Linked DNA regions of Homo sapiens: region 2 is linked to region 1. Evidence: read pairs that join two places in POLR2A ChIA-PET (ENCODE). Cell type or tissue: A673. All regions are shown on one strand. Links, peaks and the distances in the headings refer to the core of each region. The heading gives the core; the rest is flanking DNA.

What was found. Peaks named below come from ENCODE experiments on the same cell type or tissue, not always from the same donor. Only the 100,000 strongest peaks of a DNase experiment are listed, where the experiment ranks them.
Region 2: POLR2A ChIA-PET joins it to region 1 with 15 read pairs; 2 of 35 experiments call an interaction of 5 or more read pairs at or near these places.

The regions. Positions count from the first base shown.
Region 1 is chr5:151,139,446-151,147,696 of GRCh38, reverse strand. ANXA6 (annexin A6) reads left to right here. Exons shown (of 26, transcript NM_001155.5): 3 at 7,454-7,544; 4 at 8,250-8,251. Among named protein-coding and RNA genes, the nearest start is that of ANXA6, 14 kb to the left of the region's middle. RefSeq lists enhancers at 5,876-6,085, 6,106-6,185. In A673, for the core only: no CTCF peak of the experiment used is centred there; no DNase peak of the experiment used is centred there.
Region 2 is chr5:150,484,600-150,488,599 of GRCh38, reverse strand. NDST1-AS1 (NDST1 antisense RNA 1) reads left to right here and starts at 2,608. Exons shown (of 3, transcript NR_105061.1): 1 at 2,608-2,699; 2 at 3,301-3,371. RefSeq lists a silencer at 2,055-2,844 and an enhancer at 2,377-3,032. In A673, for the core only: no CTCF peak of the experiment used is centred there; DNase peaks (open chromatin) are centred at 1,859, 2,079 and 2,629; H3K4me3 peaks cover 2,196 bases; H3K27ac peaks cover 2,003 bases.

The DNA.
Region 1 (8,251 bases), core at 2,576-6,575:
ATAACCCACAATATCCTAAGCAGAAAAGGATGTGTATTGGCTTATCTGACAGAGAGGCCCAGGGCTTCAGGTCTGGTTGAATCCAGGGGTTTCCAAATGATAGTGTCAAGATTCTGCCTGTGTGAGCTGGGCTTCTTCCGGTGGCTTCATTCTTGGGTAGGTTCTTCCTTGCATTGGCATGGTAGTCATCAGCAGCTCCAGGCTTCCATTCTGCTGTCTTGGCAGCCCAGGGAGAAAACAACATAACTCATGCCCAGTGATTCCAGGGGAAGGCCCAGGTCTGGTTCTCATTGGCTGTGCCTGAGTAACCTGTTCTTTCTTGGAGCAAGGAGGTGGAGTTGGTCCCACCTGAACTGTTTGGCCTGACGAAGGGAAATGGATACTTGACAGGTAGAAAGACATCCTTGTTGACTTCTCTGCTCTGGATATAGAAATGTTCTCTGTCACACCCATTTGGGATTGAATTTCCTTGGCTTGGGAGACTCTAACCTCAGTCTCTCATGTCTGACTGTTCTGCCGGGCAATAGAATTGGAGGCACCTGAGAACTTTTACTCCCATGTGGCTGAGACTAGGTTCTGGCCATGGTCAGAGGTAGGATTCTGACCTCGACTGTGCTCTGTTGAGGCTGGGCACGGTGACTCTCACCTATAATCCCAGCACTTTGGGAGGCTGAAGTGAGCAGATCACTTGAGCGCAGGATTTCGACACCAGCCTGGACAATATGGCAGAACCCTGTCTCTAGAAAAAATACAAAGGTGGCATGTACTTGTAGTCCCAGCTGCTTAGGAGGCTAAGGTGGGAAACTCACCTGATCCCAGGAGATTGAGGCTGTGATGAGCTGAGATCATGCCACTGCACTCCAGCCTGGGCTACAGAGCAAGTCTCAAAAAACAAAAAACCCCACTCTACTCTGTTGGGGTTTGCCTGAGGGTGCTGTCTGTTGGCTGGCGTTGGAGAAAGCCATGCAGTCAGTGTGACGATGGGATTGGCAGGGAGAAGAAACTTGGGGATCTTGAAGAAAATCATGGGACTGGGCCCCGTTGTCCCTTACTCCAACCCAGAACTACTGGCCACAGAATGCACAGACAGAAGCTGTCTGTGAGGTCTTTGGGCCTCATGTTCCCCTTACGGAATGGTTGAATTCAGTAATAATAAAACTCCATCCATCCTTGACATCATGACTGCCCCCAGTGAACCTGGGCTTATAGGATATTCACAGTTTCTGAAGAGCACAGGATGTTATAGGATCAGTACCCTCAGAGAAGTCCTAGCTGTGGCCTTCCTCACAGCCACTGAGGAGTATACTGTGTGTACAAGTGGCCTCTCTGACCAGGAGGAGAAAATGTTACTGATTATGGGCAAAAATCCAAGGTGGAACTTTCACTGTTCCCCATTTCCTATGTGTAGTCATACTAGAGCTACTTCCTGAAAGGCATTTGAACTGCAGGATTCTAGATGATCCAAGTGGACAGGCCAGGCCCTGGAAGATCAGAGAGGCCAGGACCTAGGGTGCAGATCTTTGGACCTTGGTCCAGTGCTCCTGGGCCATGCCTTCTGCCTGGCTGATCTGTGGTTTCTTGTTGCCATGGACTAGGGTTCAGTAGACCTCCTGCAAGTGAGTCCCAGGGTGGCAGGGCCTTAGGGAACCCTCCTCCTATGGGATGAGTTGGCACCCTCCATGCACAGTGTTCTGGTGGGGCAGTAAAGGAGCTCTGGGGCATGCAGGAGGGCACCCCACCTAGGTTGAGGAGAGAGGGGAGGCTGCCTAGGGAGAGCTACTCAGGGGAGGAACAAGGGGGCTCAGAGTGGTCTAGGCAGGGACAACTGGGACAGAGGCTAGAAGGAGAGCAAATGCAGCGTGCTCAGGGGAGTAAAAGTAATTTGGTATGCTTGGGGTGCAGTGGTTTGGGGGAGAGGTGAGGGTTGCAGAAGACAATAACAGAGAAATGTGAAAAAAGCCTCCCTGCCGTTGAGCTGCAGTTGTTCCTTCCAGTTATTAGCTCGGCTTTCAATTATTAGCTTGAATCTGGTGTCCTCCAAAACTCCAACACACGCACACATGCATGCATGTATACACACGTGTGCATGCACACAGCAAACTGCTCCGTCTTCTCTGGCCTAGACACCCCCCAGTTCCTTCCACTGTGGTTATTGTGCTGTTCTCCCTATCTCTCCTTTTGGAAGAGGAGAACTTGAGGCCCAAAGACATGAAGAAGTAGGATGGTGCCATGGAAGACCCAGGAGGCATGGCGCTGTGGCCTCCATTTCACAGGGACGTTCTGGGTTTGAATGCAATAATGAACATAAAAACACCTTGAGGACAGGGCAGGATAGGCAGGTGCTTGTGCCTGGGACTTCTAGGAGCTGTGGAGGTGAGACCTAGGTCAGCACCGGCCAAGGCAGCTCTCAGCTGGAGTCCTGGCCATGTACCTGTCTCTCTGGGGACATCATCTCTGCTCCCAAGAGGCCACTAGGACTCCTGCTCCAGCAGCAGCCTGGGTGGGGCCCAGCCCCACAGAGCCCCAGGGCCCGGCTGCTCACCAGCTGGCACCAGGACCTGCTGAATATTTCAGGGTGGAAAGTCCCTTCTCTGCTGTCCCCTGCCTTGATCCTGGGTTCCCGCAGCCGGGAACCTGTCTGCCGGAGGTGTGACAGGCAGTCAGGGTGGGGTGGGTGAGGAGAAGCCTGTGTGGTTGCACAGGTGGCGCTTAGAGATGCAGAATTCATGAAGTTGGTGTGAGAATGACACGGTGGGAAGCCTGGGCCTGGATGATTTGAGGGGCTGTCTCTGTATCTCCAAATGTGACTAGTGCTAAGCCCCCCACCTTTGCTTCTAGTGGCTATGATCCTGTGGGGTCCCAGGACAACTAATCTAGTAGGTCATCACTTGGAAGGTCTTATTAGTCCCGTGCAAAGAACTGTGCAGGAGCCCGAGCTTGCTGCTCAAGAAGCTTGTCTCTAAGTGAGCGTTTGGATCAAGGCTTGTGTAGGTCATTAAGCACCCTTCCCCCAGCATGGCACTTCAGCCCCTTCTCCAGACACTGCTGTGACCACCCACATTGTATGAGGGGGAGAACAGTGGAGGGGGAGGAGCAGCAATAGGAAATTGGGGTCTGCGTGCTGCCTCATCCTCCGCCCTTCATCCTGGGGACATGCTTCCCTCTTCTCCGCATCCCTTCCCGGCAGCTTACAATCCCATGACTTTAGCGACTTTGGGCATCTAACTGTGAGCTCTGAAGAATCAGACTCTATCTTAAGTACTTGTCACCGCCCACACACCCCTGCCCCAGCAGACAAGTTAAAATAGTTTCTAGATCCCACATATCAACCAGACAGGTATTTGTATGAAATACCTGTCACATGAACCATATGAAATCTGCTGCTATTTGACTGTTTTTAATCTACATACAAGGCAAGTTACATGGCTCAACGTAGTAAAGAATGCCAGATACTAGGGACAGGGTTGTGAGTGGTCAGCTGAGTTTAATGGGTAAGGAAAACCACACTAGGATGTTAGAGTCTTGCCCTTACCCAGGTCCTGACTTAGGTGTTGTGCCCAGGCCAGCCCAGCAGGGCTAGAGCTGCCCTTACAAGAGTCTGAATTGTTTATCCCCATCATCTTCTCCAGCCTCATCTCTTTGCCTTCCCCGCTTCTAGTGGATGATCTTAGTGACAGCCAGCATCTGCTCTGAGCCCTGCAGACTCTGGGCTGGCTTTCCCGAATGCCCCTTGCTTCCCTCCAGGTCTTTGTCATGTGTCTCCTCTGTGTGATGCCTTCTTCCTCTTCGCCTTCCCCTCCCTACTCTACTCCTTGGGGCCAGCCTGTTGCTCATCCCTCAGGACTCAGCTTAGACGTCACCTCCAGAAAGCCTTCTCTGATCTGCTTGGAATATATTCGCAGTCATTCATCCATCCATTTATGAAACATATTCAGTGAGTGCTTGATTGCTCCAGGCCCTGTACTTGGTGCTAGAAATGCGTCAGTGAGCAAGAGAGACACAGTCCCTGCCCTCCCGGAACTTCGAAAGGAAATATTTCCTGGGTCCCATGCTGCCCTTAGCATCGTATCTGCCACACTGTCTTGTAGTTGAAGCTGTCATGTATCTCTACCAGATTCTGAGTTCTTAGTGGTCCCTGGTCCTAAGCATCTACTTAGTAGACTCTCAGTAAATGTTGCTTGCTTGCTTGATTGAATGAATGAATGGTAGGGTAGCCCTAGCTGCCCTGGAATTGTGAGTATCTGAATGTGAGAAGCACTTAGGATGCTGTGGATTGGACAGCATTGCTGCCTTTTTATAGCCTTGAATATAGGGTCGAAATGGCATAGAGGCAAACAGCACAGGGCAATAACTCAAATGCTTCAGTATTCAAGGAGAGGGGCAGGCTGGCATGGTTGACCAGGAGGAAGCAGTGGGCTATGTGGTGGTTGTCCCTTCTTATCTCCAGCTCCCACCCAGATGGAATCTGAGGGGAAGGGAGAGATGGTCTGTTAGAAAGAGCCTTGGATTCCCTTCCCAGCTGGGCCTCTGACTTGCTGTGTGGTCTTGACATGTCACCTGCCCTCTCTGTTCTGGGTCTTCTGGGACACAAGTGGTAATAGACCTACCTTCCTCATTTAGTTCTCAGCTTGTGGTTCTCAAAGTCCTTTCCCTCTCTTATTCCAAGTGAGCCGTGGGAGGGACATCCTATGACTGAAGTGGATTGGAGACTGGTGCTGCTGTGGATTAGGACAGGTTGGTCAGACAGGTGGAAGGAAAAACAGCCATGAATCATGGCAACAGGCTAGCCTGCAGAGGGCCCGGACAGACCCTGGAGGACCTGCCCCTGGTGGCATCTTTCAAAGCTTAATATTTCCACACTGGTCCCAGGAGGTCCTGACATTGGAGACAGCATTGCTAGGGATCCAGTGCCAGGGAGGTCTCCCTTCACTGTCTTCCCCTTCGGCGTCCTCCATCTCAGAGCTTGGGCCGTCATGGGTGTCTCCATCCATTCATTTAGCCCAGTCACAGTTACTTCCAGCCTGTATGCCAAGCCTGTGCTAGAGCTGGGGCTCCACGGTTCTTCTTAGGCAGAATGATTTGTCTTATTCACGACAGTCTCCATTCTCCATGGACTCAATAACTGAGTGGGAAGCTGAACTAAAAGGTCTTTAAGGATCGTTGCAAAGAAATAATTTTGAGCCTCTGAACCTTCTTGTTTCCTTTTTTTTTTTTTGAGACAGAGTCAGTCTCATTCTGTCGCCCAGGCTGGAATGCAGTGATGCGATCTGAGCTCACTACAACCTCTGCCTCCCAGGTTCAAGTGATTCTCCTGACCCAGCCTCCTGAGTAGCTGAGATTACAGGTGCCTGCCACCATGCCTGGCTAATTTTTGTATTTTTAGCTGAAACAGGGTTTCATTACATTGGCCAGGCTGGTCTCTGACTCCCTACCTCAAGTGGTCTCCCGTCTAGCCTCCCAAAGTGCTGGGATTACAGGCATGAGCCACTGTGCCCAGGCACCTCTTGTTTCTCCATCCATCCTAGTAGCTAATATTGCCTGCTGTGCTTTTTTGATATCGCTGGACTGGAGGTGTCCAGAAAGAAAGAGAAAAGGATTTAGAAGTGAAATTCCTGGAGGACCCCAGTTGTTTCGTGTTCTTGTTCATTTTATTCATGTGGCAAATACTTGAGTATTTGGTCAATCTCTGTGCAGTGGGCAGATGGATCTGGTATCTGCTCTCAGAGGTTTCTGGATCAAACTGCCCACCGGGGTGGAGAAGGCAGCAGGAATTTCTCAAGCTCCGGCCGTGAGGTCTGAAGTAAGGCCAAGGGGAGCGCTGGCAGTAAAGCCCCCATCCTGCGCTCACTGAGCTCCTTGCAAGGCGCCCTGCTCTGGGTATTCGGCATGTGTTACTCTTTAAGTCTCTGCCCAGGGGCGTGATCAGGTTGCAGGGGATTCCCAGGTGGCAGGAAGAGAGCTGTGTTCCTTTCTGGTCAGAACTTTAAATAGTAACTCCACGCCGACGCATGCATACCTCAGAGGAGCCAGCCTCTGCAGACAGAGACCAGAGAGCATCCAGAGGCCTGGCCGGGGTCCTGCAGTGCAGACGTTGGGAGGCACGGAGACGGGGAGAGGGGGAGGCGGTCCAGGACTCACTCTGCTCCACCTCTGACTCCTTGAAGGCAAGATCTGTGTGGCCCACCCTCCATTCCCTCTTTTTTGGATTCTTTCCTGATTTCCCGCAGCTGGATCAGCCTCTGCTGTTTTCCCACATTACCTTATTTTTGTCTTAATGTATTTACTACAAGCTTTATAGTAATTGATGTGCTTGTCTGTCTCTGCCACTGGGCCAGGAGCTCGTGAAAGACAGGAATTGGGTCCCCTTTCTCCCCAATTCCTCAGCCATTAGTGTAGGGCCTAGCACAAATGAAGTGCCTTGTCACTGTGCTGTGTGCTCGGTGACAGGCTCTGGCATCCTCCACTCTGCCAGCTCTCAGCTGCTCTCCCAGACCCCCCACTTTTCAGTGCCATGTAACTGACCCACATCTGACTTCTCTGTGAACCAGTCCCATTGTGCATTCAGGTTCAGGTTCGATGTCTAAGATCCCCTGGCTCTCTGCCGCTTCTCTCCTTCCCCTCAAAGACCAAGCCAGCTTGTCCTCAGATGCCAGTTCACAGCGCAGTTTACTGGGCCCAGAGGGGCAGTGCCTTGTCTTGGCATTGAAATGAGAGTGTCTCTGGGCCCCCTGTGCCCAGGACCCCACCCTCAGTAGCTGGCACCTGCAAGGTTCCTGGAGCTGGAGAGCAGAGCGGGGCTGGAGAGCAGAGGGAAAAGGTCTGAGTTCTGTGTGACCTCCCACAAGTGGCTCTTCTTTGGGCTTGGCTTCTGTGATAGAAATAATCTTAAGAGCGTCTACAAATGGCTACACTAATGACATTCACAGAGGTGAAAGTGTAAACATAAAATGCCATAAAAATATGAGGGGCTGGCTGGGTGCACTGGTTCATGCCTGTAATCCCAGCACTTTGGGAGGCCAATGTGGGAGGACTGCTTGAGGCCAGGCATTCAAAACTAGCCAGGGCAATAGAGTGAGACCCCATCTCTTAAAATATATATATATATATATATATATATATTTGACTCTTGCTATTCTTGCAGGGATCATTTTCATCTCCTATACTCAGCCAGGCTTTTTTACCCTCTCCTGGATGCTTTGGAAGGTGGTGCAGGGCTGCAGGCCTTGGCCAAGCCCCCCTCCCTTGGGGAAATGGCACTGTCCTTTGGGCGGGTTGCAGCAGGTGGTATGGGAAAGTCATCCACACCGCTCCCCAGGGTGTATGTGGCCAGCACTGGATTTTGCAGGGAAAGCAGCTCAGCCTGGACCAGGGTAGGCATCTGACCTGAGGTTGGGGCTGGGAGCTTGGTCTCAGTCCGGGGTTGGCAGCTCACCCTCTACTTTTTTCTCCACAGGGTGCCAAGTACCGGGGCTCCATCCATGACTTCCCAGGCTTTGACCCCAACCAGGATGCCGAGGCTCTGTACACTGCCATGAAGGGCTTTGGTGGGTGCCAGGCTTCATGGGAGCTTGAGGGGTATCCCCCAAAAGTAGACACAGCCCAGAGCCCTTCTGGTGGTGGTGGTAGGGTCTGTGAAATGGTGAAGTGCACTTATTCATTTTTTTGGTCTCCTCTTTTTATTAATTTTCATGATGTTATAATAAAATGTTTCAGAAAAAAAGTATAAAGAATAATAGAAATTTCACCCATAGATTTACCACCAAATTTAAGAACTAGTGCTTCATTAGCATAGTTGAAGTTTCCTTGGTAGATCCCCCTCCTGATAATGCCGCCCGCTGCCTTTGCCCAGAGGCAGCCACAATCCGAAGGTGGTGCTTATGTTCTTCTTTGTCTTGTGGTGGAAAGAACCCTGTACTGGGTGTTAGGATACCTGGGTTTTCTAAGCCAGGTTCATTGTGAGACCTTGGACAAGTTCTTGCCCCTCTCTGGGCCTTAATTTCCTGATTTGTGCAGTGAGGAGCTGGATCAGGGGCCTTCTGAGCACAGATATTGTGTGTGCTGTGTCCACTTTCAGTCGTGACTTAATAAATCCCCATGACCCTCTGCCCTGACACCAGCACCTGATGAGTGGAAGGCTCATGCTGAGGCCTGCAGGGAGCTACTAGGCCTGTGTCCAGGGAAGGAAGTGGCCCTGGTGGGCTTCCTGGAGGCAGGGTGGGTAGGATGATGATTGCTCTCCCCTATTCCAGGC
Region 2 (4,000 bases), core at 1-4,000, 660 kb after region 1:
ATATGACGAGTCAGCCTTCCAACTCCTCCATTCAATGCCCTGCTTTTCTGAGTCCCCTCAATGTCCAGCAAAGCAACGGAATTTCCACATTTATTCCTACAAGCTGAACTATCAGCCCAGGAGGGCCCCCTATTTCCAGGGCCCTCAAAAAGCCTACAAACCCTGCAAAACCCAGACACAGTGCTGGAACACCCCTCGGAGCAGGCTGAAATGCACAAACTTTCCTTCCCCAAGAACTTCTCTCATTATCTACCCCCACCCACCACACTCTCTCTCAGCCCTAGATTTAAGATGTTGTTAATTAAATTGCAATTTGTTTTCCATTTTTAAAGTAATTACTCAAGGACCTCAATCAGAGCCCGATCAGTACTCATAAGATGTCACCCCCACCAAATGATTGGGCCAACCCAGGGTGTGAAAGCCAGCAGAAATCTAAGCCACTTCACGTATTCACTTGTGGGATATTTACTGAGGGCCTACAGGGTGCCCAATACTGAGCTAGCTAGGCTCAGGGACCTGTACACACATGCATTCTCCATTAGGGTTCTGCAATCCTGACACTATTACTATCCTCAAGGACTCTGCGCATCCAGACCCGTCTATTAGTTAGCAATGAGAACCCCTGCCATGGCCAAGTTACACAAGAACACCCTTGCCCTACCTCTGCCCCCTGCTGATCTGAAAGTAACCTGGTCTGAAAGAGAAGTAAAGATGTGGCTGTCCCTGGGTGCTAGGGAGAGAGGCCTGTTGACAAAGCCACCAGCTGTCTCCAGTCAGAGCCAGGGAGACAGGCTTCTCCCTGCACCATCCGCACTGCCATAGACACAGCAGCCAGCAACAGCACTTGGACCATTACGGAGTTCCAGGCCCAGTCTCCAACTGACCTCCCTCCTGCTCCAGCTGCCCATGCTAACAAGAGCCAGGGCACAAGACCTCACTTGGAACAAGTACCAGGCAGAAGAGAGCATTACCTGCCGGTGGGGAAAATGGGGAAGAGGACAGATGTCCCCATAATTTCAATTGAAAATGAAACTGTACAGGGCCAAAGTTGTAAAAAAAAAAAAAAAAAAAAAAGGAGAAATAAACTGTGAGCTGTCACAGCAAGACACTCTAGAGATCTGTGGCTGAGACACAGGCTGAGAGAGGGAGGTAAAATCCAAGCTCCACCACTTTCTATCTGTGTGACCTTTACAACCCTGCGCCTCAGTTTGCCCCTCCGTAAAATGTGGTTAATAGTAATGCGGGAGAATTAAATGAGAGAATGTATGTAAAGCAATGAATTAGTCCAGCGCCCTAACACACAGTAAACGTGAAATGTACTTGTTGAATATAAGCATGACACCATTTACTGAAATACCACACACTCCTCTCATCCTCATTCTAGCAAATACCATTCTCCCCATTTTACAGGTGAAGAAACTGAGGCTAGGGGAAGGTAAGGAACCCACTCAAGGTCACACCGCTGGAAACTGACAAACAGCCAGGTCGCTCTGAAGAGACCTGGGGGCAAAACTGCCCGCAGGCCATTCTGAAAGCTCTCCTGGGTGGGGAGGGCAACAATGGGCGTTCAGGGGGTGGGGCTCTGTATTCCCTTAGCCTCGCAGGGCACACCGGGCTGCTCGAATCTGCAAAAAGCCAAGTGGCCAGTCCCCAGATTCCCGGCCGGTCCTAGAGCCCACCCGTCCCACCGGCGCCCCCTCCTCACCCCTGTCCCAGGGCGTTAAAGAGCTGCGTGCAAAGGGAGAACTTCTTGCTCCCGAGACCCTGAGGGAGGAGGGGAGTTAGACAGCAGGCCGCTCAGAGCCCGCAGAAAACCGGTCCGGCTGCCTCAGCCTTCGCGAAGCCAGGACCCGGCCTCTAACCCCCTCCCTCGCTAGACAAAAGTTTCCCCTGTTCGGGAGCAGGGGAGGGGGAGGGGGCATTCCTCGTGAGTGACATTATCCGTGACCTACAGCTGCCGCGCTGCCCTCGCCCGCACCCCAGCCTGCCCCCGGCCCCGCGCGGCCCCCTACCCTTTGTCCTCCCACCCCCGCGCGCGGGGCCCGGCCGACTCCACCCGCCCGCCCGGCGCCCGCCCGCACCAAACTTGCGCCGGCGGCCGCTGGGGGCCCCGCGCGGCCTGCACGCCGGGCTCGGGCCCCACCGGCTGGGCGACAGGGGACTGGCAGGCCCGGGCCCTCTCGGCCTCTTACCTGCCACGGCTGGGGCGCCACTCGGGGGAAGGGGCGCTCCCGGCGAGGAGCGGGACGCCTGGGTCCCCCGGGCCGTGCGTGCGCCTCCGGGCTCCGGCCCGGGCCAGGGTTAACCCCTTCGCGGCCGCCTCCCGCCGCTCCCACCCCCGCTCCACGCCGCCGCCGCCGCCTCCTCCCGCCCGCTCTCCTCCCCCTCCCGCTCCCTCCCGGTGCCCAGCCCCCAGTCCCGGCCCGGCGCTGCGCCGGGGCAGCTCGCAGCCTCCCCCTCGTCCCGCAGCGGGGAGGGGTCTCCCTGGAGACTGAAGGTTGGGGCGCGCTGCCTCGCCCCCTAGCCCAGAGGGGCGTACCCGTGCGCCGAGAGCCCCCAAGCCCGTCTCCCCTTACCTCCTCGGCCCAGCGCCTACCTCCCCGAATCGCGGCCGCTGGGAGCGGGGTTCGATCCCGTGATGCCGCGTGGGTGCCGGCCAGAGAAGAGCTCCGGAGGCCGGGGCGGCCGGCGGGCGTGCGGTGAGCGCCCCGGGGCGGGGGCCGGGGCGGGACCGAGCGCTGCTATCGGGGCTGGATTTCTCGACTTCCACCCGGATTCTCCCTCGGCCCTCCCGGCCGATTCGGTGCTGCTCGGCGACCACGTGACGCGGGCTGCCTTTGACCCCTATCTCCGAGCGGGTAGGGGGCGGGGGCCGGAGGGGGTGTCAGATGCAGGACCCACGAGGGCCGGGGCGGCTGCCCGGCGTCCCCGAGGCGGTGACCCCCGGGAAACAAAGCCCGGGGGGAAACCAACAAGTTATTCGGGGTCAGAGACGAAACAGCGCTGGGGGTCGGGAGAGGCGGCAGAGAGAATGTGGGAGACAAAGACCCGCGCCCGCGGCGGCTCCGAGGGCCCTGGGAACGCTCTGGCTGGGCTCGAGAGGGCCTCCAGGCTCTTCCACCCCTGGGCTTGTGACAGCTCTCCAGGACCTCCTGGGACAGCTCCCCGACCACCAGTGCTCTGCCAGAATGACCCCTCCTGGGCAGACCCTCCCTCCCCCAACACACACCTTTGCCCTGACTCTCGAAAACCCCTTTATCGTGATTATGTGGTTCATTTACTGGTTTCATTGTTTACTAGAATGTCATCTTTCCCAACAAGTTGTTCCCAGCAGAATCCTCTCTCCTGGCACAAAACAAGCAGATGAAGAGGTAAATGACCTTGTGCAAATCTCTTCTCCCGCTGAGCCTGCCCCCCAACCCCTGTTATTCTAGCTATCCCAAGGACTCTGCAAATTAGGCAGGATGACAGTGGTTGTTCCCGTTAAACAGATGGGAACAATGAGGCTCAGAGAGATGAGATGATTTGGCAGGTTAATGAGAGCCTAGGCTGGCACTCGGATCGGCCTGCTCCCAGTGGAGGGCTTTCTGCCACCCATGAGCCAGCCTGTAAAATGAGCAGGGTGGGGTTGGATGAGTGAATCCCTTAAGGAGCTTGTAAGGATGCAGATCACCCGGCCCTGGAGATCCTGAGTCTGGGAAACAGTGGATTGGTGGATTCCTAAGGACCTTTAGAGGCTCAAGATTATCCAACTGGGCCGGGCGCGGTGGCTCACGCCTGTAATCCCAACACTTTGGGAGGCTGAGGCGGGCGGATCACGAGGTCAGGAGTTCAAGACCAGCCTGGCCAACATGGTGAAACCTCCTCTCTACTGAAAATACAAAAATTAGCTGGGGGTGGTGGCGCATGTCTGTAATCCCAGCTACTCAGGAGACTGAGGCAGGAGAAAATCGCTTGAACCCGGGAGGTGGAGGTTGCAGTGAGCCGAGATCGTGCCACT